Regions from separate parts of the Homo sapiens genome. Here region 2 is linked to region 1. The links are chromatin contacts, found by Hi-C in ENCODE. All regions are on one chromosome and are shown on one strand. Each heading gives the region's core, a stretch centred on a gene start or an enhancer-like site at or near the end of the contact. The rest is flanking DNA. Distances are from core to core; before and after follow the strand shown. Region 1 overlaps NHS (NHS actin remodeling regulator). Region 2 holds the start of NHS (NHS actin remodeling regulator).

Evidence for each region. Hi-C counts contacts between places; a loop is a spot of excess contacts on that map. Pooled maps may share reads with other maps.
Region 2: a map of PC-9 shows a loop between it and region 1 (6-fold over the local background). The contact joins the promoter of NHS here to the enhancer-like site in region 1. A Hi-C loop is called at or near these places in 7 of 168 maps with a recorded cell type or tissue (PC-3, PC-9, gastrocnemius medialis and 4 more) and 5 of 50 pooled maps.

The regions. Positions count from the first base shown.
Region 1 is chrX:17,498,731-17,501,643 of GRCh38, forward strand. The region is part of intron 1 of NHS (NHS actin remodeling regulator); the gene reads left to right. Among named protein-coding and RNA genes, the nearest start is that of NHS-AS1, 59 kb to the right of the region's middle. Within about 2 kb of position 1,546, at least 2 of the 41 ENCODE cell types and tissues checked have a DNase peak (open chromatin) inside an H3K27ac peak, as active enhancers do; they include PC-3 and PC-9, where a contact is called at or near this core.
Region 2 is chrX:17,373,823-17,376,735 of GRCh38, forward strand. NHS (NHS actin remodeling regulator) reads left to right here and starts at 1,378. Exons shown (of 9, transcript NM_001291867.2): 1 at 1,378-2,500. The coding sequence starts at 1,936.

The DNA.
Region 1 (2,913 bases), core at 296-2,795:
GTTATTGCGGAGAAACAACAAAGAGATCCTAGCCTTGACCTTAATCAAGCTATAGCTGTGTCGAAATAAATAATTTCTAGCCATGATGTCCTCTCTCTTTGGACATTGTGGACACTTGAGTGAGGTTTTTTTAAGCTGCTCACATGCTGAAAGCTTATGTTAAACCCTCTCCCTGTGTTGATGCAGATTTAGAAAATTTCATGGATAAAAATTGATGGGGTTACAATTGTTACCCACTTTGAATTTAACAACCTTAAACATAATACAGTAAACTTCCCTCATAGTATGCAAGTAAAATGCCATGCCATGAAGTTGATGAAAAATTGGGCAAGTCTTCATAGCTACCTGGCCAGGAGTTCCAGAAGTCTGACTGTGTGATCAAAATCTGTTCTAGCACTGGCTGCAGTTTCTGGTGGCAGTGGACCTCTCTGGCTTAAATATTCATGGGGATGATTCTGGGTCCTATGGTTGGCTAGGATACTCCAGGAATCTCCTGGAGAGTTGGCACTCTTTCATTGGCCTATTTGGGGAGATTGGGTCAGAAGAATACTGGGGACTCAGGGACTTACTGTCTTCCTCCCTGCATCACTTGCTGACACAGGGTTGCCTGCCATTTCCCAGTCCAGCCTCACCTTCCCCTACACAATTCTATCCACTTTCCCCTAAATAGAAGTTTATTTTGCCCCTTTTTGAAAGCACAACCCACCACTAACTGCATTAAATCCAGAATCTTGCTATCATGGGTGACTTATTGCAGGGTTTTACTCTTGAACTTATCTTTGCTTCCAACTCTGTGTCTTGGATTGGGTTCCCGAGAGACAGCACCCGACACAGGGATTCTAGTGCATGTGATTTATTGGGAGAGAGTTCTCGGGGGAAACCTGTAAGAGTATGAAGGAAGCTGAATGGGGCACAGGACACTGCTGAGCTGGAATGTGGTCTCATATGGAGCCTAGCTTTGCTTTTATCTGCAGGGAGAGAGCTTTTGTCATGGGAAAGGAGTGACTTACCTTCCAGGCAAGGTGGCTCTCATCGGCCAAGGAGAACTCTCCTGAGAAGTGAGTAGTTGTGAGACACTAGCAGCCACCACTCACAGTATCTGGAGAATAGCTACACAGGCTTGGTAAAGGGGATCCGGGTGGGGCACCCTGTCCTGGGTGCAGGGCTCTGAAAGGAGATGAACTTTCAGCTCTCACACATTGCCATGCAGGGCTCTGAAAGGAGATGGGCTTCATGTGGATAGTCAAATAACAAGCATGACATCCATGGGTATGGAGTGCTATAAAATGACTATGTTTAATAATGCGTCTTTCTTCTGGCTACAGGTCTGAGTATATTTTGCTGTTTTAATCTTAATCCTGGAATTGAGTCTGGGACTTCCTCCGTGCCTGTAAACCACTTTGATGTTATGTTGAGAAGCATTCTGAGGCACATGTGTGAACTGATAACCAGGATAAGTGGCATGATGAAATTAATCCCCTAGTAGATGGGAAAGGAAGGCCAGTGCCTTTCCCAGTCTGGGCTTCTAGAGATGATTCACAAGCTGGGGCTTTAAGGCATGGAGAACAAACAGTAGACACAAGAGTGTTGGATGCAATTACTTCCTTAAGCCATAAAGCTGGAGAACCCAGATGATTGAAGTGAATGTTTGTTAGGCTGAGGTCAGGTTTGATTTTGCTGGGAGCCTTCCTTGATTCTGATTGTGTCTTATCATTTGTTTGTCTTCTGAAGGTTGTGGAGGAGGAGGGAAGGGTTCATAGAAATGCCCTGGCTGTGATCCCATTGTTGCTGGTTGTAATGTCTGGCCACGTTTCCTCCTGCGGTGTCTGATTGGAACTTCCACTCTGATCAAGCAGCAGGAGCAATAAATAGCTAGGTCTGTGCCTCCTTTTCTATGTGAAGCTAGGGAAAGGACTTTATGAGCTTTAAGCGGTAACTTGATGGAAGACTTTACGCCTCTGCACATACTGTCAGATGCTCCCTCAGAAGAGAATGACAAGGGTTCAAGGTAGCATGGAGTAGGGACAAGTGTGTGTGGCTTTTGCGTTAGGCAGACTGGGGTTTGAATCTTGATTCCAGTGCTTATCAGCTGTGCGAACTTTCTTAGTTGAGTCCCTTACCTGCTCCCAGACTCAATTGTTTCACCTGAAAGTGGGGATAATAGTACCTGTTTTAAAGGGTTATTTGAGAGATTAAGTGAAATAGTGTTGTGTAAATTGCCTGTCATTGTAAATACTCAATAAGTGACATCTATTATTAGAGCTTTCTTTAAAAGTTGTGCTGCATTTCTGATTTATGGGGAGGTCAGAATAGACCAGAGCTAATAGCCCTTCTTGAGGAGATCAAGAAAGGGATCAGGCCAGGCAGGGTGGCTCACAGCTGTAATCCTAGCACTTTAGGAGATTGAGGAGGGAGGATTCCCTGAGCCCAGGAGTTTGAGACCAGCCTGGACAACATGGCAAAACCCTGTCTCTAGAAAAAAAATCAGCCATGTGTGGTGGTGCATGCCTGTGGGCCCAGGCTGAGATGGGAGGATCACTTGAGCATGGGAGGTTGAGGCTGCAGTGAGCCGTCATTGTACCACTGCACTCTAGCCTGGGTGACAGAGCAAGACCCTATCTCAAGAAAAAAAAAAAGTGGGGGGATTAGGATATTTAGAAGGACTTACTTCCTTGAGACCATAGCCAAGGTGGAAATAAGAGAAGGTCAAGGTGTGTGGGTGGGGCCCGCACAGTGGCTCACACCTGTAGTCCCAACACTTTGGGAGGCAGAGGCAGGAGGATTGCTTGAGCCCAGGAGTTTGAGACCAGCCTGAGCAACATGGGGGAAACCCCATCTCTATAAAAATTAGCCAGGCATAGTGGTGGGCGCCTATATTCTCAACTATTCAGGAGGCTGAAATGGGAGGAATGC
Region 2 (2,913 bases), core at 128-2,627, 130 kb before region 1:
CCAAATTTAAAGTTGCAAGAAATGTACAATGAACCCTGATATGCCCTTAACCTAGACTATTTTGAACATTTTGCCATATTTTGTTTTTTTCTCCCTTCATACATACACATCTTTATTATCATCATTCTTCTTCTTGTTGTTACTGAAACATTTATGTGTACTTTGCAGACATCATGGCCCTTTACCCCCAAAGCCTCAGCCTGGATCTTTTATGAACAAGGATATGTCCTTGCCGAAAATTTTGGTTTTTTTTTGTTTTTTTTTTTTTGTTTTGTAGAATAAGACAAGGGTCTGTTGAAGCCTTTAAAACCAAAGCGTGGGCCAGTCCAAAGTGCTGACTGTTGGAGCCTCCTCCCTCTCCCGCCTTTAGAGGGAGGAGAGGAGACACCACCGCAGGTCTGGAGGACTTTATTGTTGCCATAAAACATATTTTTTCCATGTTCTCTTTAGAAACACGAAAAGAGGCTGCATTCCCAAGATCTGGCTTGTGGCTTTAAAATAAAAAATATTTTTACAGTATACTTTTTGGAGGCATGAAAGCACGTGTTTTATTAACATTTCCCAAACTCTTTTTACTGACGGCATACAGCCTGCAGCCTGCTGCAATCGAAAATGCATGCCTTTTTAGAAATTATACCTTTCAGTTAACTGAAGGGGAAAACTTTCCCTTCTTCTGTAAATCATCATCTCTCTGATGGAGAACTTTAAAAATCCTGTGTATGATCAGCACAGTAGGGTGACGAGGAGGTAATGCCGTTTATCTCACCCAACGTGCAATGAGTTTCGTAAGCAGTTTTCTGGGGATTTTGCTCATTGGTGGTTTGGGTCTCATTCACGATATTCTATAGAGCCCGTGCCCAAAACAGGGGGCCACGTGATGCCTGGGAAGGGGTATAAACAGCACTCTGGCTGCTCTGGCCACATGGAGATGCGCCTACGCCCTTTGCCCTCCCCAGTTGTCTCCTTGCGTTCATAGAGCCCGGGGATCTCCAAGGAGCAGCCCAGTTTTCCCTGTAAGAACCCAAAGGTCTTGTACAGAGCTGGAATTCGGCGAAAAACTTGCTCCAACACGCCAAATCTGCCGCATCCTCAATACCCCACCCTCTTCCCTCTGCGCTTACTGCCCACACCCCTACTCCCAACTTGAGGACTCCCCGCCCCCACCACGCTGACAGTCTCAATTCCAACCCCTTGGATGTGAGGAAGTGTCTTTGCGCCTGAACGCGCCCAGCACGGCGAGGCCACCAGTGACTCCCAGCGGCCGCACAGGGCGCTGCGCCCCCCTCGCCCCGGCCTCCCCCGCCCTGCGTCCGCCCCGTCACCCCCGCGCGGCCTCCTGCGCCCGGGCTGGAGGCAGATTCCTCTCTCCGGGTTTTCAGAGCGCCTTTCCGAAACCTCCTCCCCGCCCAGCCAGGGAGAGAGATCCCGGGCGCAATCGCTCCCCGGAGCGGCCGAGGGGCGCGCGGGGAGAGGCCTGCGCCGGGGTACTTTCAAACTGAGGCGCGCGCACACACTCACACCCACCCACCCACTCACCCACACACACACAGACACACGCACGCCCATTTATATAGGCGGCGGCGACGGCAGTGGCCGGGGTGGCGACGGCGAGCACAGAAACGATGGAGTTGAGCCAGTCGACCCTGGTTGGAAGCAAGTGAGAAGAGACCAGGCGCACCCCTAAATTTCTGTGCGGAGCGCTTGTCATCCTCCCCAGGGAACGGTGCACCCAAAGGAGGACTGGCTGGACTGATTTGCTAGGGAGAGGGCGGGGAAGAGGAGGCAAGGTGAGCAGAGAAGCCCCCTGCGTATCCGGACTGCCAGATCGCGCTTTTGCCGGACTCCTGCCCCCTCCCTGCTCAGGTGGGCGCGCCCGGTCTCCAGCTCACAGGGGCGCTTGGAGGAGACCAGAAAGTCGCCGCCTGGCTGCGCGGGATGCCTTTCGCCAAGCGGATCGTGGAGCCGCAATGGCTGTGCAGGCAGCGGCGCCCTGCGCCCGGCCCAGCAGTGGACGCGAGCGGAGGCAGCGCTGAGCCGCCGCCGCCCTTGCAGCCGCCGGGCCGGAGGGACCTGGACGAGGTCGAGGCGCCAGGGCCAGAGGAGCCAGCCCGCGCCGTCCCTGCACCTTCAGGGCTGCCACCGCCGCCGCCGCCACTGCCCGCGCCGGCCGACCAGACTCAGCCGCCGCACGGAGAGGCGTCCGTGGCTGGCGAGGAGAGCACGGCGGGGATCCCGGAGGCGGCGCCCGCAGCCGGCGAGGCGTCCTCGGCGGCGGCGGCGGCGGCCGTGCTGCTCATGCTGGACCTATGCGCGGTCAGCAACGCCGCTCTGGCCCGTGTCCTCCGGCAGCTCTCGGACGTGGCCCGGCACGCTTGCAGCCTCTTCCAGGAGCTCGAGAGCGACATCCAGCTCACCCACCGCCGCGTCTGGGCGCTGCAGGGCAAGCTCGGCGGCGTGCAGCGCGTCCTCAGCACGCTTGACCCTAAGCAGGAGGCAGTGCGTGAGTACCCGCGCCGTCCGCCCGCCAGGCTATGGGTTTCTGCGCCGCACCCTCGCGCCCTCCCCAGCAGCGGCAATCCCAGCCCCGCGGCGCCGCTCCGGTTGCAGCTTGCACCTTACTACTCTCGCCTTCCCACCCTTCCCATCCCCTGGGACCCACCCCAATCCTCCTGGGGCTGAGTGGCTGGGCTGGACCCCGATTCAGTGATGCAGACGTGGACGGTGGAAAGTTAAAAGGGCGACCTCTGAAGTCGCAGGCAGCGTGGGCTGAGAAGGAGCAGAAAGGGAGCGTTTATGGGGAGCACAGGAGGCAGAGAGGGTCTGTCCTTCACCACCGGGGCTCGCCTTTCACGTCCTTCACGGGGCGTAGGGAGGAGGGTTGCAACTCCTGTGGTTTCCAGAAGCCCAGCCCTG